2 separate regions of the Mus musculus genome follow, and region 1 is linked to region 2. A link is a loop called in an ENCODE intact Hi-C map of the cell type or tissue named here. Cell type or tissue: gastrocnemius. All regions are shown on one strand. Links, peaks and the distances in the headings refer to the core of each region. The heading gives the core; the rest is flanking DNA.

Region 1 (10,412 bases), core at 2,413-10,412, 300 kb after region 2:
GTAAGGATATTAGAATGGCTTACAGGCCATGACCTGGGTATTCTCAACAGCGACAAAGCGACTGTCTCCAAGAATACTGTAGCTATTCAGTGTGCCAGCAGTCCCAATTCAGTGCTGGAGTCCTGTAGGATTCCTAGGGGATGCTGGTCTTGGGTCTGCACTGGAATCCTGAAGAACAGGGTTCTGACACCAGTGAGGGCAAGCAGGCAAAAAGCAAAAGCATTCTCCTTCCATGCCCTCTTATGTGGGCTACCACCGGAAGGTGTGGCCCAGGTTTAGGGGGTCCCAGCACAAGCGTCCCCTACAGGTGTGCCCAGCAGGTTGGGTGAGTTGATTCCAGCTGTAAAGCTGGGTCAGCAGACACATCACACAAGCCTATGCTCCCACAGCTGCCTCCTACATTCTCATCTGTACACTGGTCCTTGGGTCCCCTCCCAAGTATTGTCCCCTTGTTTCAGATCCCAGTGGCATCCTAGTCTCTTGGTAGGATAATGGTGAGACCACCAGGACACACCACAACACTGTTCATGCCTGTTCCATGCTGACCTCTGTCCCCACAAGTTACACTTCCTGAAACACCTCAAAAGCCTCTAGTGAGGAAGATTTTGTTCGGAACCATGGTAACGCCTTGTTATGGCAAATAATCTGTTTACCACTTTGGCTCGGGAACCTGCCACTTCTGGAAGCCATGGGAGGAACAGCTGGAATGAATACAAGACTGCCTTGCCTTATCTCTGCTTTAGTGGCAAACAGGCAGGAGAGTGTGGGATCACCCAGACTTCAGGCTTTTGGGAAGCAATTGACCTGTCTTGGGCCCAAGTGGCTGTGAGTCCCTATGCCCGGGGGTGCATGGCCACCCTCTGACAGTCTCCATCTCCCTGATCTAGACTTACAGAAGTGTAGCTACATCTCTATGAAGTTGGGTCCTCAGGCAACTTACCACTGAGGCCCTCTGCCTTATGACCTTTTTTAAGGTTGCACTGTGTGTGTTTGGCCTGTAGCTTGCCATGCTGGCAAGGCTGGTATTAACTCAGCTCCAGGTCTGTCAGTCTCCCCAGTCCTAAGCATTAAACACGTGGCCACCATACCCAGCTTTGCTTTTTTTAAAGTTTATGGGATGTTTTGTCTGTATATTTATCTGTGCACCACGTGTGTGCAGGCTCTGATGTCAAAAGAGGGCATCAGATCTCCCAGAAATGGAGCTACAAGGGGCTGGGTGCTGCCATGTGGGTGCTGGAAACCAAACCCAACATGAATGAACAGGCAGTGCTCCTAGCCGTACCTGAGACAGGCTTTTGGCTGAACCTGGAGGTGACCAGAGTAGTTCAGCCTTTGGATCCCGTGTCTGTCATCCTATGTTGACAGGGGTTACAAGTGTGGGCCACCACACATGGTTTATGTGGTCCTCATGCTATATGACACACACTTTACCCACTGAACTGTCTCTTCAGCCTGATATCCTTTTGTGTCAACCAGAGGACATGGTCTCCTGAGGGCAAAGAATTTTCCTTGCTCCACAATCCTAAGGGCATGGAACCCCCAACCTAGTAATAAGGCCCGCCCCTGATGTAGCAACTCTGTGGTCTGGTTCTTGGCTAAGGTCAGTGGCATAACTGAACCTACATACATTGGGCCTGTGGGGTCCAGGGCTCCGCAGACACCCATATGCCAGTCGCTGACCATTCAAAAGTGAGGCTGAAGTAACAAGGGACAGACCTTCTATCTAGGCTCCTTCCGGAGGGATGTGTATCTGAGGATGTGCCCGCCTTCTTTCTGCCAGTCAGGGGTGCAGTTAGTGGGTTAGCTGAGTAGTTAAAATGTGCCTGTTCTGGGAGATCAGGCAAAGCAGGGACTTAAGCAGAGAGGGTAACCAATGAGAGTCAGCCTGTGCACCAAAGGTGTCCCATTGCAAAAATCCAAGCAAATGGAGGTTAAGAGGGCACTTGCCATTTGACTGGAGTCCCTCAGCGACTCACCGACAACTTCAAATGTATTCAAAGGTGTGGCCCAACTCGAGCCTTTCCCCTTCAGGGTCTGTGCTCAAGTTCCTCTGGTTTAAATTGATCAAAGATAGGGCTGTGGCTCAGTGGGACGAACGCTCCTCTAGCGTGTCCAAGGCTCTGGGGTCCAGTCCCAGCACTCCCTGTCTACCCCAGGCTTACACTTTAGGAGGTGGAGGCAGGAGTCTGAGGAATTCACGGCCAGCCCTGAATATAGGAGACCCCCATATCAAAAACACCTAAGTATGTGTATTATTAAAGTTATTATCAGATTAGTACTACGTGGTCAAAGTCACACACACTCTCCCCACCCCATCCCCGGTGTTCCAGTGTGCATGGAGCTACTGCTGGGATCCACTGCAACCACAGAACCAGGACAGAAGCGGATCAGTAACGTCTTTCTCTCCTCCCCGGAAGTAGATGTCAATGTCTTCGGCGCCACCCCCGGAAAAGGTGGAGCGATCGCCTTCACGCATGCGCTATACGTCTGCACATGCGTAGTGCTCCAGGGCAGCGGAACGGGGTGACCCTGAGTATTGAGACCCTGCAGCGATGCTGAGCAGGTTTCTAGGCCCGCGCTACCGGGAACTGGCCAGAAACTGGTGAGGAGGTCACCCGCCATTCCACCGTGTGCTCTGGGGACTGGGGAAACCTGAGGCTGTAACAGGCAGAGTATTGCGGGACACAGTGCAGGTGGAAGCTCCGAGGTTAAGCTGCAATCGCCTTCGTTCGGTGTCTGAGGTGCTCCAAGCCTGGGTTTCCCCAGCTTGACCTGGGTAGCCTTGTGTGCGGCTCTGGGTGGGTACCCTGGACTCCTACGGCTCGGAACTCCGACGTGCAGCCTGGCGACTTGCAGCCTTTGGCTTTGATTTTGCAGTCTTTCGTGTACTTCGTTTTTTCGTTTAAACAGTGTTTTTGTAACCCCAAGTTGGTCTGGAACTCCCACCAATCATCCTGCCTCACACTTCTTGAACGCTAGAATAGCGGGCACCCACCCTCACCTGAATGTTTTCTTTGCATGCGTGTCTGTGTACCGTATACGTGCCCAGTATCCAGGTAGGCGAGAAGAGGCCATCGGCTCCCCTGGTACTAGAGCTAGAAATGGTTATGAAGCATGTGGGTGCTGGAAATTGAACCTGGGATCTCTGGGAAAAGGGCCATCTTCTCCAGTTTAATTTTTATTAATAGTTTATTTCCAATTATATGTATATGTGTGGGTTTGTGTGCGTGTAGTACATAGAACCGGTACTACACGCACAGGTGCCGGAAGTCTCCAGAAGATGGTGCTCAGGGTCCATCCACAGCGCCACACAGGGGTTGTCACAGCACTGGGGGTAGAGGGGTGGGGTGGTGGCAGGCAAGAGCCAGGAGTTTATGGCCATCCTCTGATACATAGTGAATTCCAGGTCGGGGTAGGGTACATTGAACCCTGTCTCCATGAATGATGAATGAATGAGTATAGCTATACCATGACTGACCCTTCTGGGTAGGCTGTATGGTATTAGTGGCCGCAGCGGAGGGTGGCATGGATCAGACAGAAGACACCTGCTGGGAGGCCAGGGAGAGGGCTCACCTGTGGGAGATTCCGTTTGTGTGTGAGGCTTGGAGGTGACACTCTGGGTGTCTTAGCAGGGGACAGAGGAGGTAAGGTTCTGGCACTGTTGCTCAGTGGCTGGTATCTTGGTGCTCTGTGTAGTTCAGATTCATGGGCTGTCTACAAACTGTCCACATGGTCCCACTGGGCATAACCAAACAGAGCAGTATCCACATGGTCCCACTGGGCATAACCAAACAGAGCAGCGGATGAACTTTGCCCCCAGTAGCCTGGTCCTGCTGCCCAGGGAAGGGTCTTCTGATGAATCAGCCCCAACTCCCACTCACCTGAGACAAGAATCTCACTGACATCCAGTCCTCGGAAGCCAAGTGCCAGCTGTCACGGTCACATATGCGATGTAACAGGAGTTTACAAGTTTACCACAGTATGTTGCCCATCGTGATAGTGCATGCCTGTAATCCAAAGGCTTGGGAGGCTGAGGCAGGAGGATCACAGGTTCTAGGTGTGCTTAAGTTGCATATTGAGTCTTGTCTCAAAAAACTCTAGGCAAAAAGTAATAATGGCTGTGCTGAGAGTCAAGGACTCAGGCACAGCTCGGCCAAGCTCAGCCAGGCTCAGTTCCCAACCCGTGCCTCGAGCACTCTCCTAGTTTTACTTTCATGTAGGTCTCATGGAACCGGGGCAGGCTTCTAACTCTCTCTGTGACCAGAGATAGCCTTGAACTCATGAACGCACCTGGTTCATGTGCTTGGGATGGAAGCCAGGGCTTCCTGTGTGTCAGGCAAGCTCTCTATCCACTGAGCAACAGCCACAGCCTCCCCTCCACCCTGGTTTTTATGTCATGTATGTGTGTGTGTTGTATTTTATATGTCATGTCTGTGTGTTTGTTGGCACCAGTGCCAGCCACAGTATGTGCATGGAAGTCAGACAGCAGCTTGAAAGTGTGGGTTCCCTACGACCTGGGTTCCAGTGACCATGACAGGCTTGGTAGCAGGGGGCCTTTTCCCTCTGAGCTGGCCTCAAACTCCGAGAGAGTGCTGGGGTTAGGGTTATAGTGTGAGCACTGTGCCTGGTGACCACGTTTTTATTTTTCAAGTAGGATCTCAGTCTGTAGCTTGGGCTGGTTTTGTCTGTAGTTGTTGTTTTGAGACAAGTTTCTCTGTGTAGTCCTAGCTGTCTTGAACTCAGACATCCTCCTCCTGCCTCTGCCTCTCAAGTGCTGGGGTTAAAGGTGAGTGCTAGCCTGCCTGGCCTGTGAATCTGGTTTTGAACTCAAAGCAGCCCTCCTGTCTCAGCCTCCCAAGTCTGGTGGTGGGGGTTATGCAGGACCTCCTGCCCTGCAAAGTCGAGGGAATATTGTGGGCCCTTGACTGACATCAGCATGGGATATGATGGGAGAAGGTTCTCAAAGGCTAAGTTACCAGCAGAGTCTAACAGCCTCACTCTTTCCTACCAGGATTCCCACAGCCGGCATGTGGGGCACTGTGGGTGCCGTGGGACTGGTGTGGGCCACGGACTGGCGGCTGATCCTGGACTGGGTGCCTTACATCAACGGCAAGTTTAAGAAGGACGATTAGGCAGCCCCTCCCCCACCACAGGCCTCGATGGTGAGTCTGAGTGTTGGCCTGACTTCTATGGATTGGGAGTTCTGGGGTGGCCTGGACCTTAAGCAGGAATTCCTTTTGTCCCTTGCCATCATCTCTTTTGTTCCTTGTATCTCTTGGAATACATTGCATGCTGAGGGCATGCAACACTGTGTCCCCATCAAACCACACCAAACTGGCTATTTTGCTAATGTTGGTAGCTTGTTGCCCAGAGTACAGTCCTATTTAGACCACCTGACTTGTGTATATGTGTGTATGTGCAAGTATGTATGTGCACATGCACACATAGGGAGGCCAGAGACTGAGATGGGAGCTTTCCTCTGTCTCTACTATCTATCACCTTTAATCAGAGTCTCTCACTGAACCAGAAATGTGCCACTTTGGCTTGGTCCTGGCTAGCCAGCACCTTCCCAGGGTCAGCCTGTCTCTTGCGGCCTTGTCCCTAAAGTGCTGGGACTATAAGTATATATAGCCATGCTTAGCTTTGATGTACTACTGGAGATTTGAACTCAGTTCCTGGTCCTTTCACAGCAGGCTCTTACTGGCCATCTCTCTAGCTTGTCCACTTTGTGTTTTAAGGTTCATGTTTGTGTGTGTGTTTGGGGGCTGTACCTGCAGTGCTCACAGAGGCCACAAGGGGGCATCTGACCTGAAGTCTGGTGGTTATGAGCTGCTGTGTGTGGTTGCTGGGAACTGGACCCAGGTCACCTCTCCAGATCCATCCATACAGGTCTCTTGTTGAACTGGAGCTCCTGGATTAGGTAGACTGGCCAGTGAGCCTCCTGACTTTTTGCATGTCTGCTGGGGGGTGGATGGAACTCATTTCCTACCTACTTATTGCTCCTCCAACCCTCTCACTCCATCTTATAGACAAGGGCCTTGTAGTGTGACACTGCTGGCATCACTCCCAGAGCTCAGAGGCCCTGGGCTGCCCGAGCTGGTTCAGTGTGCTTAGCTTACTCACCCTTTGTCCCCTCCCCCAGGTACCATGTGCCGAGGCCTCAGACACAGCGTAGTCCTGTGGAAGACACTGAGGAAGCTGGACACTGGAGAGGTCTGCACCGCTCAGGGAGCTTCCATGTTGACAGACACTAGGGCTGCCTTGATGGGTGCAGCATTAAACCTTATTCTTATGCCTTGGACGCCTGGCTCCTTCCTCATCATCTTCCTCAAGGCTTTCCGTGCTCAAGGGAAATTCGTCTCAGCCCCCAGCACTTGCACGTCTGGGAGAGTCTTTAACAAGCAGAAACCCTTACACTACATTCAAGTGTTTTCTGGGTGGAAACTGCACATTGTTTTCTCTCAGCTGGTCTGATAAATCACTCCCAGCTTTAATGCTTTTAAAGTAGTATTCACGGCCCCTATTGGCCACCATACCCAGCTAGAGCAGGGCTCCTTCCTTCCTGGTTTTGTTTGTTTCTAAGACAAGTTCTTATATAGCCCAGGCTGGCCTCACACTCACTATATAGCTAAGTCTGACCTTAGACTTCTCAACCTCCTGCCCCTGTCTCTCAAGTGCTCATGCAGCTGTCCACTGCCATGCCTGGTGTTCATGGAGCCGAGGATGGCCCCTGGGCCTTCTTGCATGCTAAGTAAGAGCTGTGCCAGATCAGCCACAGCCTTTTGGTAAAACTGCTGTCACCAACCCAGCACATACATCTCGGTGCTTCATAACCCAGTATGGTCAGATTTCCAGACAGTGTGCACTAAGTGATTTCTTGTCTTAAGAAATCCTGCGAAGCCGGGCGGTGGTGGCTCACGCCTTTAATCCCAGTACTTGGGAGGCAGAGGCAGGTGGATTTCTGAGTTTAAGGCCAGCCTGGTCTACAGAGTTAAGTTCCAGGATAGCCAGGGCTACACAGAGAAACCCTGTCTTGAAAAAACCAAAAAAAAAAAAAAAAAAAAAATCCTGCATACGTCTCTTCCCAGCACTCTGGGTGTCAAGTCAAAACAACCAAGAGTTCCATCCAGGTCACCAGCCTAGGCTACTGAAGACCTGGTGTCAAGACAAATTAACACCACAGAAGAGGCTAGAGATATCTCATATTTCAGGGGTTGTGAACTCTTGTTCTTTCAATGACCCAGGTTCGATTCCTGACACCTAGTGTCTCCAGTCAGTCCCATATCCTCTTGAGGCCTTCATGGGCATCAGGCACACATGATGAACAGACAAGACGTGTAAGCTAAATACTCATAAGCATAACTCTTTCCCTAGGCCTGGGGTGCAAGCCTGACATTCCAGCTCCTCAAGATGCTGAATGGGAGAAGGTGAAGTGAGGGCTGCTGGAGCCACTTAGTGAGTGGAGCCTGTGACTTGAGGGTGGACAACCCTGTCTTCATGCTTGGAAGGCTGAGGCAGGGTCAGGAGTGGGGTAGCCTGGGGCACACACAGCTGAGTACAACTCTTGTGATCTATCTGATTAGGGTTTCCACTGCTGTGAAGAGACACCATGACCAAGGCAACTCTTATAAGGACAACATTTAATTGGAGCTGGCTTACAGGTTCAGAGGTTCAGTCCATTATCATCAAGGTCGAATGACAGCATCCAGGCAGTTGTGGTGCCCGAGAAGGAGCTAAGAGTTCTACATCTTGATCAGAAGTCAGCTTGGAGAAGACTGATTTCCAGGCAGCTAGGTGGAGGGTCTCTCAAAGCCCACCCCTCCAGTGACACTCTCCAACAAGGCCACACTTCCTAATAGTGCCACTCCTTGGGCCAACCATATTCAAACCACCACACCATCATACCTGAGCGCAAGCTCTGACCTATTCACACAGTAAGATAAACTCAGGAAAGTTGTCAAGATCAGAAACGGCTAGGGATGGAGCTCCTTTAGGGTGTACAAGGCTCTTGGTCCATCTCCAGCACTTCATAACTGTCACCCCAGCTACATAGCAAGGTTCAGGACATCCTGGGCCACTTAAAACCCCTTATTGGTTTAAGAATAAAAAAGATGGAAGGAGAAAGACAGTTGAGTAACCAGCTTGGCAAACACGCGTGAGAGCCTGAACTTCCTTGCCCGGAGGCTGCATGTCTGAGACCTCCCTTCCTGCCAGCCCAGATAAAGCAGTAAGCTACAAGCTGAGAGACCCAGTCTGGGGAAGTTAGATGGTTCTGGATGGTAAGAGGCACAGATTTTTAAAATTCAAAAATAGAGAATTGAGAACCCCAGTGTCAATTTTCTGCTGCCATTCTCACATGCAAAAATCTGTCAGACACCAAGCCTGGCTTAATCCCAGCACCTGGGAAGCAGGGGGCAGAAGGATCTCGGAGTTCAAGGCCAGGGAAAGCTACAAAGTCAGACTCTGACTCAAAAATACAAAACACTAATCCCAGCCTCCATGTCCCCCTGACCTTCTTCACTGTGATCTGATCTCTCCTCCTGATCTGGGGACCCAAATCCTAGCTCATAAAATACAGTTCCTGAGCTCCAAAAATTGCAGGCAAGACAAAGATCTTTAAATGTGTTGTGATTTCACCTCATGATCCCTTGGCAGCTCTCCTTGTCAGGGAGGGTCCCCTTTCAAAGAGAGGTCTTCCAGGTACTGTATAATGGAAGCCTGGGTGAGAAGGTAGTTGGCCTTCAGGCATGTTCCCTGGGTAAGTCTGGCTGGGCCTGAGTGGCAAAGCAGCCGACAGTACCAAGCAGGAGTAAGTGACCCCCCAGCTCCCTGTCCTCAGGGCTGCGGTAGACAAGGGGCGATAGTGCGAGTGACTCCATTCACTAACTTAGAAACCAGTTTTTGGTTTTGTTCTTCCTTCTGATGCTGGATCTAGTAAACTCCAAGCTGGTCTTGAAGTGCTTGATCCTCCTTCCTCCACTATCCCAGTGCTGAGATGGCAAGCACGTGCCACTATTCCTGGCCTGATTTTAGGGTATTGCTGTGTGGCCCAGGCTGGCCAGGAATGTTCTAAATAGGTTCGTGAGCCATCAAACTCAGGCTGGGGTGCAGCCTAACGGCAGAAAGTCTACCACGTGTAAGGTTCTGCTTTCTATTTTCAGTACTGCTGCAAAGAACAAACTTCTTAAATAGTTCTTGGTGAAGCCGGGAGTGGTGGTGCATTTCTGTCCTCGCAGTAACGCAATAGAGGCTGGGGCTGGAACAGCCGAGAGGCCAGAACGAAACGCAGAGGGAAGCAGGACTGCGTCGAAGGCCCCGAGTTGTACTCGATCTTTTTCACAAAGCCCAGGCGGGTCCCTGACAAACGCACACTGCGCAGGTGCAGCCCAGCGCGACCCCAGGACCAGGACGGCAGCTCGGGCGAAACTGCTCCAGCTTGGTACAGACCAGGTGCAGCACACACTGTGCTTCCGGAGTCTAGAGCGCAAACGCAATGGTTGTCCCACCCCGGCCACGCTGATTGGCTGTCCTTGTCTCAGAGCAGATTTATATGAGAAGTTAAGCACAGAACGAGGTTCTGAGCGCTGATTGGTCTCCATGCCCTGTGGGCGTCTCCCGCAAGGCGGGACGTAGCCAACTGTGCATTTTAAGCCGAGGAGCTGAAGTGATCTGATTGGCTTCACAGCCTTGGGGCGGGTCTTGAAGGCAAGCGAAGGCTGGGTCGGGGCCGCGGCTGCGCAGAGAGTCTGGACGGCAGTCAGACTGGTCCTGCGAGCGCGAAGGGGCGGGGCCGACTCCACGCCTGCGCAGACGAGCCCCACGCGCGGGCGGGTGGGCGGAGCGGCCCCCCTAGCGGGGGCTGTGAAGCGCGGGGAGGGGGCCGAGCGGGTGGCGAAGCCGGCGCGCGCCCGGCTGGGGGCGGAGGGCGGAGGCCCGTGGGACAGAACAGCTGCGGCGAGTGGCGGCGGCGGAGGGAGCCGAATCGGCGACGAGCCCGGGGGTCGCAACTTGCAGAAGCGGCGGCGGCGGCGGCATCGGCCACGGCGGGCGGAAAAGCCGGGGCGCAATGGAGCGGAAGAGGTGGGAGTGCCCGGCGCTCCCGCAGGGCTGGGAAAGGGAAGAAGTGCCCAGGAGGTCGGGGCTGTCGGCCGGCCACAGGGATGTCTTTTACTATAGGTGAATGAGCGCGCCGGCCGCGCAGGGCCCCAACGGGCGCCTCCCAGCGGCCTCTGCGGCGGCCTGGGCGCCCCGACTGCGGGCCGCGGTCTGGGCCGGGCGACGTGCGTCCGAGCGTGCGTCCGAGCGTGCGTCCTACGTGCCAGCTGTGGTCAGTGCGCACGCGCCGGCCATGGCTCGCCTCAGCGCGCATGCGTTGAACCCAGTGCCTTGCCTTTTGCTGATCCGCGCCACCC
Region 2 (15,139 bases), core at 3,479-11,478:
TGCAGGATGATGAAGGAGCCACCCATGAGAAGTTGGACTTCCGGCTGCATTTCAGCTGTAGCTCGTACCTGATCACCACACCCTGCTACAGGTGTGTCTCCACCCCACCACACAGCTCGTGGGAGGAAAGGAGGGGTAGAGTTTGCTGATGTGGGCTGTGAGGTAGGAGTAACATGAGAGTGCTCAGCCTTCATCACAGGCGTCGCCTCCACCTGAGGCCACCTCTTCTGGCAGGTGACACTGCAGATGGTTGCCTCTCTGTCCCGGAGGACTACCCTGTGTGCCTGTCACTTTCTGATGCTCACATGTAGGTAGCCCAGGCTGCCTTGGAGTTTGAAGCTGCCCTCATGCCGCGACATTCCTAATGCCAGGTGACTGCTGACACCCAGGCCCTGCCATCACACACTCTCTGTCCTCCCACAGCGATGCCTTTGCAAAGTTGCTAGAGTCAGGAGACCTGAGCATGAACTCCATCAAAGTCGATGGCATTAGTATGTCTTTCCAGAATCTTCTGGCAAAGATCTGCTTCTACCACCATTTTTCCGGTAAGCAATGTTACAGTGATAACACTCTTGGTGGCTTTGTACCAAAAATGACAGAAGCTACTTTCCCACCCCTAATTAGACCCTTGCTGCATCAGGCCTGGGCCTGCAGCCTGAGTGCCTTCACAGCATGGGCCCCAGCCGTGTCCTGGCAGTTCTGGCTGGAGAGGGCCTGCCAGGGAGCATGGACCTGACCCCCCTGTCTGTTGCAGTTGTGGAGCGAGTAGACTCCTGTGCCTCCATGTACAGCCGCTCTATCCAGGGCCACCATGTCTGCCTGCTGGTGAAGAAGGTGAGCTCACAGCAGTGCCTGCTGCTCTGCAGCCACCCAGGATGCTCTCAACAAGAGGCTGAGTTTCCCCTGCACATACCTCCCTGTCCAGGGCTGTCCTCTAAGGTCCCCATCCCAAGAGTACAACCCATCTCCCACAGTTAGACGAGACCTCCTAGCTGAGCTGTACCAACCCTCACAGTTCTACCAGGCCCTCCAGATGCATCTGGTTTGGGAACACAAGGCAAGAGGAAGGGAAGAGTGGGCTCAGAACTGTCTCCGGCGCCCTGAAGGGCTGTATGCTATTTACCTGCCATCTTAGCACTCAGGAGACAGAGGCAGGGTTACTGCATTCCAGGCAAGTTGGGGCTACATAGCTTCAAAAAAATAAAGTGAGGTCTAGGCTCCAGGGAGGGTAGGAGAGGTGACATTTGCGCCCCCCACACACACACACACACACAAACATAGGCAATTTGTGCATGTGCCATCCCCTAGGGCGAGAGCTCCGTGTCAGTAGATGGGAAGTGCAGCGATGCCACGTTGCTCAGCAGCCTGCTGGAGGAAATGAAGACCACGTTGGCTCAGTGCTGAGTTGCAGTCCAGGATGTGCAACAGACCACAGAAAGATGTGATGCGTCTTACCTCTCCTGTTGTGTGTACTGTCTCACACCCAGCATTAATTTAACACCACCGGCCTCCACTGTGTGACCCTGAGGTCCTATGTTGCATCAACTTCTTTTATTATCCTTTATTCCGACCTGCACTCCTTTAGCAAGGAAGGCCATCCTGACCCTAGCCAGAAAGGGGCTGCTCCACTTCCCATTCTCAAAGGCGGCTGTGGACTGCAGGGTTACAGCAAACACACTGATGTGGCCCCACTCCTGACCCCATGCTGCCTCTGGAGGAACCCTTCCAGATGCTGCTGTCCACAAATATTCCAACTGGTAGCCTCTATGGAGAGGTGATAAGGCCAGCTGTTAATGCTTTTCCCCACAGCCTGCAAGGTCAGATGGATGAAGTGTCCTTGTGGGTGGCTCCGCAGCTCAGCTGCAGACAACAGGGATGGCCCTTTGATTTTCTTCTGTTCAACAGAACTGTGGTCTGTCTTGGGGTTCTGTTGTGGGGGTCAGTGGAAGAGTGCAATGTATGCCTCAGTTTGTCACTACACATCATGGGCTTGTCCCTGCAGCTGTGGAGGGCTTAGTGCCTTGCAGTGGAGAGTGTGCATCCTGGGAGCAGTCAGTGCTTCCCCAGCTGTTCCTGGGTAAGGTGAAGAGACATCTAACTGGGTAGCTGGGCACAAGCTGAGCCTTCCTCAGAGGTGACAGTGGTCTACAGACATTCTGGCTTCCTTTGAGGACAACTGTCACTTTAGCATGTAGAGTACTCTTACCGACCCCATGTGACCTTCCAGCTCTATGATGTTCCATGATTGATTTGCTGTTGACATTCCCATGTGAAGAGAGATATATCACGCTGCTGACGATCGGTGTCACAATGACCCATTAAAGAGTCAAAAAACATTTGTGTGTTGTGTCCCCATGGTACCCCAGGGCAGTCCCCAGTGTGCCATTTAGGCTCCTGAAGCTCAGGTGGTACAGACCAGTGAGTTTCTCCAACCTCCACCAGTAGGTGCCTTGTGTGTGGGGATTACAAGTTTGGTGTGAGTGCAGAACCAGAAGACAGTTGTCCTGTATCATTACCTCCAATCTCCACTTGCCATGCTAGAATTCAAAATTGTGGTAACACACACCTTTAATCCCGGCACTTGGGAGCCAGAGGCATGGGGATCTCTGAGTTGGAGGCCAACCTGGTCTACAGAGCAAGTTCCAGGATAGTCAAGGTGACATAGAGACCTAGCTTGAAAGGGAAAAAAAAAATGTCTGTACCTTGTGCCAGGAGAATGCTCTGGGTTCCCTGGAACTACAGCTCCAGGTAGTTGTGAGCCACCCTATATTGGAAAACCTGGGGTCCTCTGCAAGAGTCTTAACCACAGAGCTACCTTTCCACTCCGCAGCATTCTAACTGCTCCTGTGGCTGTGAGGGGGGAGAGCAGGAACTTGAGTTGAAAAAGGCCCTTGCTCCATCTCGGCAGCTCACTGCCACTTCGTTGATGGGGAAAAAGGAAGACTCCTTTTCAAATAAACTCAACTGCAACTGAAGTCCCCAAATGCTGCTGTGCCCAAGGCCTCATCCAGTGCCCCATCTGAGACCATGCAGCACTCTCTCACTGCTTCAAGCATCCTGCCAGCCCTAGCCAGGACCCACAGAGGTAGTCTTCAGCAGCAGCGGTAGCTACAGTGTACCCATTGCTGTGGTTGATGACTGGCCACAGAGTGCAGCTGGAGTTCCCAACACAACACCTAGTGTCCCTATTCATCCTGTTCAGACTGCTCTTCCAGTCCATTGGAGGAAGGAGGGACTCTAGATGCTGCCATGTGTAGTCCTTGTTAAAAACAAAACTAACTTGCTGCCTGTCCCATGAGCAAGAACTGTAGGAATGTGCCTGGAAATGCTTCTGCCTGGGGCCAGGGGACATGGTGACAAGGAAACCAAGGTGACAAGGACACCAAAACAAAAAGGAACCCCTGGGTCTCCTGCATCAACTTCTCCCAGCCAGCCTATCTCTGCTGCTAGGTGCTCTCTGCAGTGTGGTCCAGCTGTGTCTCTGACCTGGATCACACACTAACCTGCTCCACTTTTACAAAGCCCACTGTATCATCCATCCTGAGGCTGAGAGAATTCAAGGTCAGTCTACAGACAGGTGCAGTGCAGGAAGACCCAGCTAGCACGCCTGTAGAGGCAGGACCGTCAGGAGGCCAAGTCATCTGCTCCATGGCATGCTCCAGGCCATACTGGAGTACTTGGCATCCCACCTCAGCAAGAGCTGAAGCATCCCTTCTGCAACCCTGCCCATAGTTACCCAGGGTCCTTGGACCCCGAGGGAGATGTTGCAGGTACCAGCCAGGTTTTTTGGTCCCTCCCTCTGTGGATAGGAGCGTAGGACCCCTCCACACCTGTACATCATGTTCAGGTGAAATGCATGCCACCAGCTACATTAACGACCTAGCCAGATCTGGCAGTTAAAGAATTGTTCCTCATGAGAAATGTCAGGGCATTTTAATCAAAATATCTCAGAGGGCCCTGCCCTGGGGGGTTCCCCACTATCTTACACAAACCCATCTCCCTGCCCTCCCCTGTCCCGGCCCAGCCTGGGATCCATGGGAGTGGGAGGGGTAACTTGAGGCAGGCAGCAGCTAGCTTCTCCAGAGGCAACAGTGCAGTTGAGTCCTGGCCTCTGCCGAGGCTGGGGGCTGGCAGCCACTGTCAGTGCTGGGTCAGACACTCAGAGACTTTTTCCAAGGTCAGGTTGACCAGATGCTGAGGTTCCAGACACTTTATGTTTTGTGACAGGCTTTGGGGGATGAGGAGGAGGTGCTCTAAGCCCATTGTCTGCACATGCCCTCCTGCCTCCCTTCCTAGGCTGCCTCCCATAGCCCATTAATATAGTCCAAGCTAGCCCCTAAGATTCTCCTGCCTCAGGCTCCTGGAAGGCTGGGATTATAGGAATGCATTGCTACACCTAGTCCCTGCCTGTTCTTAAATCCTAAAGTGTGCCAGTGGGATAGGGACCCTCCCTAGCACCCACAATGACAGGCCTCGATAGGGCATGAGAGGTCTGTGGCAAAGAGGCCACTTGACTTTGGAATTCTGTTTTCCACAGGTCACCTGCTTCTTTGTAGCCTTATTCCCCAGCTCACTCACAAGGCTGGGGTGGTTCTGCACATCCAAGTTGAGGCCGCAGGGAAGAAACACAGCATGGTTCAGGCAGTGCGTTGACCACACAGGCAGGTGTGACTACAGATGGCCAGTGTGCCCTCAGGCACACAGCCCTGCCCAGCATCCCCTCCCGCTCTTACCCACCCTGCCCAGCATCCCCTCCCACTCTTACCCACACACCTCCTCACTCCATCCCTCTCCCCACTCCCCATACCCCGCTCCTCACCTCACTCCTCCCTCTCAAGTGGAAGGCCTGGTCTTACCTCATCTTTTCATCCTGTCTGAAATAGAATGGGGCTCCAGTTAGACCCTCCAGGTCTGCCACCACACCAATTCAGGGAAGAATAGGTTTCATGAAGACCCTTCAGCCAGGATGGCTTGCCCCCTTCCTCCAGCTGAACTTGGAGACCTTTGAAGGGTGTGGGCAAGGTCCTCCTGAGCCTTGGCAAGCTTCAACCCCTCATCATAAGGCACACACAACCTTGGATTCCAGCAGGAACTTACTTGTGCCAGGTGTTTCTACAATGACAGTAGGTTTGGAGTCAGGGGACCAAGTGGCCTCCCTTGGTGTCTCCCTCTCCATGTCCTGGTACCCAATAAGCCCCAGCTCACATGTATTTCAGAAGGCCCTGTACAGCTGACTCCCACTGTGCCGATGACCTGGGGTGGGGGGGGGGAACACAAGACTTGGTGGTGGGGTATCCCCAAGGCCCTGGTCCCCTTCCTTGCCTAGGACCCCAGGGGCAGTGGGATTGCTGCATGAGCCATACTTGCAGTAGTAGCCAAAGCAAATGACGTGGGAGTCCGTGCAGTTGCTGCAGGAGATGGTCTCGTACTGGTAGATACCTGCAATATATGAGAAGCAGCCCCAGACTCCCCTGGGCCCTCCCCAGCCTGGGCCACTGCCACTGTGGCCCTTAGCCTGGACCATGGTTCACTTACCACAGTGACGCTGACAGTCAATGCGGCCTGGGGAGGGGAGGACATAACAGGATAGTGCTTTCTGACAAGGCCCAGAGCTCAACACCTCAGCCCCACTTGTTTTTGTAGCCCAGGATACCCTAGCACAGAGAAGGTAGCCTAGGCTGCCTTGTGATTTGTGGCAATCTTCTTGCCTCGTTCCCTCATTTCTGAGTGCTGGGATTACACGCTTGTGCTACATGAGTTTCATGGATGTAGGAAGGGGTCAGTTGCAGTGAAAGATGGGGATAACCTAAGGGAAGGATGGTTCCATTGTTCCTAGGTGCCACCAGGAGACTAGTTTGACAGAAATAAGGGGGTGATGGGCATGCTAGCAAACATTTATGCAAAAGGGCCTCCTGCAGAGTCACTCCTCCCTGAGCCCTGTTTCCAGTGCCCCTAGCCCTGAAGTGCCAGCGGCCATGATCATCTTCCCCTCTGTGGAGCCCACTGCTCACTCTCTATGATGGCGTTCTGGATGAGGCGCACTTGCTCCCGGAAGATGGCCCGCAGCTCATTGGGGAAATACCCTGATGTGAGAGTCACAGCAGAACGGTCAAGTTCAGGTGCGTAGCAGCTCGCACCGGCCCCACCTGTTTCTCTTTTTACCTGGGAAGTACATCTTCCCCTGGTACAGCTGGTCCATCCTCTGGTACACGGCTTCTGCTACTTGATATAGCTTCTTCCGGGCTAAGGGCAGGAGGAAAAAGCAAGCAAATGAGTGGCCCTGCCCGGTTCCCTGCTGCTCTTCTGACCCTGGAATGGGTTCCGCCGCTCACTGATCTCAGCAGGAATGGCCAGATGGAGCTCCTTCATCGTGTTCTGGATCCAATCGGAGAGCAGCATCCCCGACACAGGAATGTCACCCACCCACCACGACTTGAGGTTCACGTGGTGACGATAGAAGGAGAACTTCTCCGCGAAATTGGGGTCGCACTGCAGGCAGCCCCGGGCCAGCGCCGCTGTCATGCCCAGAAACAACAGCAGGGCCATGGCCTGGCCCAGCCTGCCTTGCCCAAACATCGGCGCCGCCAGCGCCGCACCCTCCAGCCGCGCACCAACCAACGGTGCCTCCCGCGCCACGCCCTGCCACGCCGCACCAACCAACAGCTCGCGCTGTGGACCCTGGCCGCGCCATCCCCTGCCCGGGCCTGATCATGCTTCCAACTCTGGTCCCGCCCCGCTTAGACATGTCCCGCCCACCGGGCCTGATGGCGCAAGCCTTTAATCCCAGCACTTGGGAGGCAGAGGCAGGCGAATTTCTGAGTTCGAGGCCAACCTGGTCTACAAAGTGAGTTCCAGGACAGCCAGGACTACACAGAGAAACCCTGTCTCGAAAAAAAAAAAAAAGACAGCGCCTGCCCACGGATGGCTCCGCCCCTACCTGGCCAGGCCCCGATTAGACTCCTGTCCCAGGCCTGGTTCCGCCTACAGGCCTGGTACCGCCCACGGATGGCTCCACCCCTTTCTAGCCTGTCACCACACCCACCCCACCGCCATCCGGACTTCTGTCCCAGGGCTGGCTCTACTGGATCTCCCCAGGAGAGTGTAACTGAATCTCTCCAGTTACAATTGGCAACTGGTAATGCCAGTCTGTCCCCAGGCTCCACCCCATCCACAGCGCCTTACGCATGCGCTTTGGGCTGGCGCCAGTTCCCGAGCCAGCGAGGGAGGGCTCGTCCCGCCCCTCATCCGCTCCACTACAGCCAATTAGCAGCGCCCGTCCTGGTCTCCAGGGGCGCGGAGTGCCGCCTGCCTTTCACACCGTGATCCTCCGAACTCGGGCGCCACACCTCCATCCGGGCTGCTTCCCTTTAAGGGAAGTAAATCCGGCTGGCGGGCGCGGCCTGGGCGGGGCGTGCGGCGTGTCCCTCCGCGGGCGTGTCCCTCTGCGGGCGCGGCCGGAGACTGGGCGAAGCGAGAGACGGTTCCGGACAGCCAGGTGGGTCCTCCGAGGGCCAAGGCGGGCGGCGGGCAGCGGGACTTCATCCCTCAGGGTGACAGTGTCCAGCGACCGGCCCAGAGTGGGCGCTGGGGACCTGGATCTGTCAAAAGGAGGGAGAAAGGAAGCGTCATGGATCAAAAGCGTGTTTAATATTTGAGGTCCTAGATAGCACAGGCTAGCCTCCAGCGGCTGGATAGGATCCTCCTTCCCATCTCCGCTGACTCATTTGTTTGAAATGATCACGTTTCTGTTAAACTTCATTGAAGGTCTGGGCTCTTGCTCTGGAGTGAAGCATTTGCCTTGTGTGTAGAAAGCCCTGGGTTCTATCCCTACTTCTGCCTCTTCAGCACTCCTCGGCCTCCCCTAAATAAGCCATTGAAAGGCTGGATGGAGAGACTCAAAAACAGATCACAGAAAGTTAACTTTGGCCGCAGTTTCTTTTTCTTTTTTCTTTTCTTTTCTTTTCTTTTCTTTAATTCTTTCCTTTTATATTTAGCCCAGGCTATCCTGGAACTCAGCGAGATCACCCTGCCTGTGCCTCCTGAACGCTGAGATTAAAGGTCTGCGCCAATAACTTTGCCTTTTCTCTTCCCTCCTGCCTCCACCCCTTCCCTAGGCTCCATAGAATAAAGTGCCTACAGTCAAGTAGAGGTTGGCATAGTGTTAAGGCAGGGCAATTATTATTCCAGAGCTCCACGTGTATCCTTGTAACTTTGGTTTCTGATTTGCTACCGTTATGCAGAGTTGGGAGCTCAGGAACTAGGGGTGGGAGTGTCAGGGGACAGTTAGGTAGGACTCTCAGGTCAGCCAGCTCTTCCTTCAGCATGGAGGAAGTGGTTACTAGCTCTGTAAGTGATGGGGCTTCAGAGAGGTGCTAGCTGGAGGCAGCAGGATGCAAAAGAGACCACAGACTTAACCATTGACAAAGGCAGAAGCAGATAACCTGAGAACTTCCGAAAACCAGGTTTTAACCGCCCCTGTCCTGGGCTTGTTTTTAGAACTCAGTGAACAGCAGAGGTGACAAGGCTAGAGAGTTCCACCCCTGGGGCTTCTTGATGTCTGTCCTTTCTCCATCTTGATCCATTCCAGTGCCATTTAAGTTCAAGGGCAGCCTGGGACACTTAGTGAAATCTCACCTCAAAAAGAGCAAAAGGGGGCTAGTGCTCTTCCTGAGGTCCTGAATTCAATTCCCAGCAACCACATGGTGGCTCACAACCATCTGTAATGGGATCTGATGCCCTCTTCTGGTGTGTATAAAGACAGCAACAGTGTACTCACATATATAAAATAAATCTTAAAAAAAAAGAGCAACAGGGCTGGGGGTGTAATCAGGGTGGAGCCCCGCCTAGAATTCCCCCAGTGAGGGCTCAGGAGCAGAACATTAACTTAGGGTGTGTATGAGCCTGGGTTCCTCCCCAGTATTGGAGGAGGGGGGTGATAAGCCCTACCCCAAAGTAGAATTAATTTCAATGTTAGGGCGGAGTGAACGTGATAGAAACATATGTTTGAATTGAAATTTATCTGTCTGGGATCAGAGATGTGGACTGAGCAGAGCCCCCCATCCCCGACCTTAGTGTCACCCTGAGACCAGGACGACACTGCAGGGCACTGTGTGAATGGCATGCCTCTTACCTAGGAGAAATGTAGTTTTTATTGTGTGTGTATGTGTGCCACTTGCCTACAGGAGCCTCTTCTGAGGGTGTCACGTGCGGTTGTGAGCTGCCATGTGAGTGCAGGGACCTGAATCCCAGACCTCTGCAAGAACAGCCGAGCACTCTTACGCACAGAGCTATGGCTCCAGCGGTGTACACATCCCAGCTGGCTTGTCACTCCCTCGGTAGCCCAGGACCGTGTCAAGTTCTCCTGATTCAGCCCCCCCAAGAACTAGAACTGCAGGAATGGATATATCCAGTTATAATGGCTTTACAATGGGGCAGAACACATCATAAATTAGCAAAAATATGAATATTGTTGTACATTTCATCTCTCTTTTTTTTTCTTTTATGAGGCTACCAGAAAATTTAAAACTGTATTTGGCGCTCATAGAGATCTAGAGGCTTCCAAGACATTTATCCCATCACTCAAAGGTGTGGTGACTTCCTGCTTTTAGGGATAGGGGTTGAGACAAGGGCTCTCTATGTGGTTCTATGTATATCCTGGAGCTGGAGCTTGCTGTGTGGATCAGGCTGGCCTCAAGCTTATAGAAATCTGTCTGCCTCTACCTCCCCAGTACTGGAATCAAAAGTGTGCACCACTGCCCAGCTATCGATGTTTGCATTACGACTACCACTACTGTTTTTTTTTTTTAAAGATTTTTATTTATTTCTTACATGTAAGTACACTGTAGCTGTCTTCAGACACACCAGAAGAGGGCATCAGACCCCATTACAGGTGGTTGTGAGCCACCATGTGGTTGCTGGGATTTGAACTCAGGACCTCTGGCAGAGCAGTCAGTGCTCTTACCCACTGAGCCATCTCTCCAGCCCCACTACTACTTACTACTACTATATTTGTTTAGCGTGCATGTGCAAGCTACAGCAGGCAACCTTACGGAGGTTGGTGGACTCCTTGACAGGAGCCAGCTCTTCCTTCCATGCTGTGGTCCCTTGGGGGTCCCCTGATGTTCCTTATGTTTTAATTCTTCCTATGTGCCTGTGGGGTGAGTGCTGAGACCGTGTCATGATGTATTTGTTTTTATTTTATGAGTTGCCTGCATGTATGTGTATGGCTGGTGCAGCGACCACCAGATCCCCAGAGGACTGCAGTTCCAGAGGCTTGTGACCCCAAACCCCAGGCCTTGCTGGAGCGCCCTATGCTCATGCGCTGCTCTCGCCACCCCCCAGCACTAGTTTTTTCTTAAGTGTGATGCAAGAGATTTTTCATTTTGGTTAGTGGTATTTGTCCTTTTGGGGGAGGGACCAAAGGGCCACCAAGGAAGCCGTCCCCAACTAGGCTGCTTCTGCTTCACTGTGCAGGCAAGGTGCAGGGCCCATTCTCCCACGTGCGTGCTGCAGCCAGTTCTCATGCAGAACTAGTTAGTGACCCTGTTCTCTCCCACCCACTGCTTCCCTTTCCACTTCAGGTGGCAAGGGGCGGCATCACCCACAGCCGCACTAGCTCATGGCAGTGGGGCCAGGGCCAGCTCTCCAGAGCTCATGACCCTCTGGGTCGCTTTCCTGACTGCCACTGGTGGTGAGGGGGGAGGTGGGGTATCACCTGTGTACCTGGGGTACCTCCCAGCAGATGGGTGGCAGGGTTGGCTCTCCTACACTCACACCCTTGGGGCTGGCTCACCCACACCCCTACCACCAGGGCCAGCTCCACTGGGCTAAGCTCAGGGCCCACTCTACCAAAGCTCTACCGAATACTGTCTCCGATGAGAGATGGGGCCAGGTATAGATGGCCCCTGGACATCCACGTGGTCCCCAGCAGCTCATCCCCACAGACTCTAGAGGGAATATGAGCCGTGGACATTGACACCGACCCCTGCCACTGTATAACTACAGATTCAGATGTGGCCCTTGGGCTAGGACCTCACTCTAGCCCCAGGTGGCAGAGCTGGCCCCTCACAGTGGCTCTTCACGGCTCTCCACCTCCATCTCTAAGTTAATCTCCACAGTGCTCACACTGCTCCGCTTCTGTTCCCCCCATCTCCACAGACTGGCGCGTTGTGATGATCCCCCTGACAGCGGGCCCCTGGGTGACATCCTTATCTGTGCTGGAACAGACGGGGCCTGTGGCTCTAGTGCCATCACAGGAGGGCAGGGCTGTGGGTGGTCTTCCTCCTATCTGCACTGTGCAGACTGGATTTGATTTGGTTCGGTTTTCATGAGTCCTAGGCATAAGACGGCTTTGGCCACCACGCCAGGCATCAAGCCAGGATGCACAAAGGACTGCCCTGGCAGATGTAACACCACCAACAGCAAGGGGTCTCTCTGCCCACTGCCAGGGGGCTTAGTTTTTAATTTAAAGTTTGTATTTTATGTCCCAGCACAGTAGCGCATGCCTTTAATCCCAGCACCCCAGAGGCAGAGGCAGGTGGATCTCTGTGAGCTCCAGGCCAGCCTGGTCTACAGAGTGAGTTCTATGACAGCCAAGACTACACAGAGAGATCCTGTCTCAAAACAAAAGGAAGAAACGTAAAGTTACTTATTGTTGAGTACAGGTCTGTGTGATGCGTGTGCCGCACTTGCTCAGGTGTAGATGGCACGGGATGTCTGGGAGCTGGCTCTCTGTCTGTCGCACCGAGAGTTCCCACACACTGGAGTCAGGTCTGTAGTCTGTTGCCTCAGCAGTGCGAGCCTGGGACTCTAGTGGGGTTAGTTTCTAAGACACAGCCTCTCTGTGCAGTCTTGTACGGAGTTGTTATTTTTTTTTTTTTTTAAAGATTTATTTATTTATTATATGTAAGTACACTGTAGCTGTCTTCAGACACTCCAGAAGAGGGAGTCAGATCTTGTTACGGATGGTTGTTAGCCACCATGTGGTTGCTGGGATTTGAACTCTGGACCTTCGGAAGAGCAGTCGGGTGCTCTAACCCACTGAGCCATCTCACCAGCCCCGGAGTTGTTATTTTTAAAGAGACAGTGTTGTCTTGTCAGGGTCCAGCGTGGCTAAGAGCTCTCAGAGCACACACACACTGCACACACTATACCCAGGCATGATAAGGTTCACTGTAATTGAACCTCTTGCTAAATTATTGTAACTGCCATGGACTCATTCTGTGACCCAGGCTTACCTTAAACTCTCAATCCTCCAGCCTCAGCTTCCTGAGCGCTGCCATGGAGGGAGAGTTTTCAGACTGCAGCAAGGCTGAGTGAGTGTGAGGTGAGCTGGCTCTGGGTCACAGAGCAACACCTCCATGACCGAGTCTGGAGTCTGCAGCTGTCCTTAGGGCTCACTCTGGGGTCAGACACTGCCTGTCTTGTGGGCTCACTGGGGGAAGGGCCTGGTGTCTGCAGTCCTACCCCAGGCCTCGCAGCAGTGGGGCATCTGAGGCGCACAGAATGTGACCACACTTCTCTCCTTCCAGGATGCAGTGCTGAGGGAGTTATTTAAACCTCAAAGACGTTTGCATTTATCTATTTGTTCGTTTATTTTGTGCTGGAGGAAGTTAAAGGAGGGAAGAGTCTAGTTTCTTGCCCTTGTGGATTCCTTCCTGTGGTACTGTTTCTCAGGCAGTGACAGTGCCTTCACCCTTGGAGCCAGCTCCCTCCAGCCCTCCCCCTCCATGTTGAAAGCCGTAAGACCCAGTTATTCATTTCTCAGAAAGCTTGCAAACTCTCACTTCAAAAGCCAGGCATGGTGCGGCAAGTCTGTCAGCTTGAGGAAGGGGCAGGAAGATTGTGAGGCTACGTGAGGCACCTTCTGAAAGCTAAAGCAGAACTGAGTTTCAGATCCTCTGCATGTGACCTCATGCTTTTCAGCAGGTGGGATGGCCCAGCTCACCGTGAACTCCCTGCAGGACCCCCATACTCTGAAAAGTCCCAATGGGTCGTCTCCGCAGCCTGTGCCCCATGGAAACACCTGGGCCAGGCCCGGCTGTGGAAATCCCCTCCACTCTGAAAGTGTGGTTTCACCGAGGGAAGTTCCCAGCAATCCCCAGCAGTTGGGAATGGACCTGGCTTTCTCAGAATGCCCTGCTTCAGATGTCTTAGCCAGAAAAGGCAAAACCAGTTAGAGCAGGAGGACTCTGCAGTTGAGTCCCACAAAGGACACATTTCCCTTTTCTGAGGACCATGCTATTGCAGAGTCTTCCTTCTTTTCCTTTCCCAAGTGGGTCTGGCGAACAAAACACTTGAATACCTGCCAGTCAAGTACCACCCTGACCACGCCTCAGCCCCTCACTGGGGGATTCTAGGCGGGGCTCCACCTGTTTCCTTTGGTTATCTGATGATAGTTTTTTCCTTCTTTCTGTATTTAGATCAGAAAGCTAGAATGTACAACTTTGTAAACAATTCCAAATAAACACTAGGGAAGCTATTAAGTCCTATTCTAGCCTGGGCTACACTTTGAGACTTCGTCTCCAAAACAAAAAGAGAATTGACCCTAGTTTCTTCATCTGCAAAATAGATCTGTGCCTACTGCCCTGTAGAAAATGGTCATTGTCAGAGAGGAGCCCCTCGAAGGACCCAGGATGCAGTCCCACCCCAATAAGGGTTCAGAAACAGTGTCAGCAGCGACCAGAAGCACAACAGAGGAAGTGTGCAGAGACCTCACTTCAACTTTGTTTTGTCTTTGTTGGGGTACTGGGTGTAAGATTCAGGCACTGACCCCAAGCCACTCCCAGTGACCTTTCCATGTGGGGGTGGCCTTGAGGCTGAGCTATGTTCAGGTTTGGGGCTGCCCTGCCACAGAGTGAACACATGGAACTAGCTCAGGCCTTGTCTCCAAGGCAACAGTCAGATGTGGAAACCTCCGGAAGGAAGTGGGTGACTCTGGGCTCCTGAGCCCTGCACCCTGGCCTGGGAGGGGTCAGAGCCTTATTACTTAGAGCTCTGTTTTCTTGGTTTGTTTTCAGGAGGGGAGGAAGAGGAACCTATGGGTACCGGGGTAGGAGAGCAGTCTTAGCTTACCTCATGGTGTCCTTCTAGAAGGTTCTAAGTGTCTGTCATGTCTTATCTGTCAGTAGGACAGCCCAAAGAAGAGGACCGTGCAGTACTGGCATCCAGTTCTGAGCAGTTGTTGGACCTGAGAGGAGGCGCCCAGCGGCGACCAGGGGTCTTGAGGGGAGGAGGGCTACAGGCTGCGGCCAGCCCAGGTGTCTGTGCTGGAGAACCTTTGTTTCTGACAAAGGACAATTGATTTTAACAGGGATTCTACCCATCCCCATAGTTTGTAGAAAATATTTGCACCAGCAGAAGTGGCCATGCCTTTAATCCTGGCACTCAAGAGGCTATCAAGGCCAGCCTGGGCTACAGAGGGGATTCCAGGACAGAGAAACACTGTCTCAAGAAAGAGAAGAAAATACTTGCTTCTCCAAAAACCCTCTCACTTCCTAAGAGGACATTGGGCTGTGAGGAGGGCCACAGAACGCCTCTGCCACTTCCGTGTCTATAGGTCTTGGTGGGAATACAGGGAAAATGGAGGAAAAGACCCATAGCAGCCTGGCATGGGGGTGTCCGCTCAGCCAGTGGGAGGCTGAGGCAGGAGGACAGAGACTCAGGGCCAAATCTGAGGCAGTGTCTCAAATAAAACCTAAGAACCAGACAAGTGAAAGAAACTTCCAGAACCTTGTTGGTCTAGGTCCCTGGAGGCATCACCCAGCTGAGAGGGCTGTTCCTTCCTATAGTCCTTTGAGGCCAGCCCCAGGCCTGCGACATTCAAGAGGACTCCTCACACCTGCTCATGGTGGCCCCAGCTCCTGCTTGACACAGCATGGTGACAGCATTGGAGGGACTCCCCAGAGTTTTCCCCGGGAAAGCCCTGCGGCAGATGGATGGCCCGCGGTAGGAGAAGGCCTGCCGCAGCAGCCACTGCTCCTGTCAACTGAGGCTTGTTCAGAGATGGTGGAGTGTGTGCGCGGTGCCTGCAGGACGACTTGCAAATGCAGAATAGTCATAGTGAAGGTCTGTGGGCCTGACTGCTATGCTGCCCAGCCCTGGACGACCAGGGGCACCAAGGCTCTGCATGTGGGACCAG

Evidence for each region. A loop is a pair of places that touch in the nucleus more often than their neighbours do. Peaks named below come from ENCODE experiments on the same cell type or tissue, not always from the same donor. Only the 100,000 strongest peaks of a DNase experiment are listed, where the experiment ranks them.
Region 1: a loop joins it to region 2, with 2.2 times the contacts of the local background. A loop is called at or near these places in 2 of 42 quality-filtered maps.

The regions. Positions count from the first base shown.
Region 1 is chr10:80,398,886-80,409,297 of GRCm38, reverse strand. It overlaps Mbd3 (methyl-CpG binding domain protein 3), which reads left to right and starts at 9,767. Exons shown (of 7, transcript NM_001306143.1): 1 at 9,767-10,080. The coding sequence starts at 10,067. Uqcr11 (ubiquinol-cytochrome c reductase, complex III subunit XI) reads left to right here and starts at 2,477. Exons shown (of 3, transcript NM_025650.2): 1 at 2,477-2,602; 2 at 5,012-5,162; 3 at 6,143-6,301. The coding sequence starts at 2,553. The coding sequence ends at 5,132. In gastrocnemius, for the core only: CTCF peaks have their summits at 5,797 (motif pointing right) and 10,206; DNase peaks (open chromatin) are centred at 2,471, 9,702 and 10,382; H3K4me3 peaks cover 3,803 bases; H3K27ac peaks cover 3,401 bases.
Region 2 is chr10:80,694,153-80,709,291 of GRCm38, reverse strand. It overlaps Mob3a (MOB kinase activator 3A), which reads left to right and starts at 7,472. Exons shown (of 4, transcript NM_172457.2): 1 at 7,472-7,495. Izumo4 (IZUMO family member 4) reads right to left here and starts at 6,599. Exons shown (of 10, transcript NM_027829.3): 1 at 6,333-6,599; 2 at 6,163-6,243; 3 at 6,012-6,083; 4 at 5,536-5,562; 5 at 5,364-5,439; 6 at 5,206-5,253; 7 at 5,098-5,112; 8 at 4,857-4,874; 9 at 4,579-4,593; 10 at 3,910-4,228. The coding sequence starts at 6,576. The coding sequence ends at 4,141. It overlaps Ap3d1 (adaptor-related protein complex 3, delta 1 subunit), which reads left to right. Exons shown (of 31, transcript NM_007460.2): 28 at 6-91; 29 at 424-545; 30 at 755-834; 31 at 1,309-2,336. The coding sequence ends at 1,404. In gastrocnemius, for the core only: no CTCF peak of the experiment used is centred there; DNase peaks (open chromatin) are centred at 6,677, 7,220 and 11,345; H3K4me3 peaks cover 3,542 bases; H3K27ac peaks cover 4,112 bases.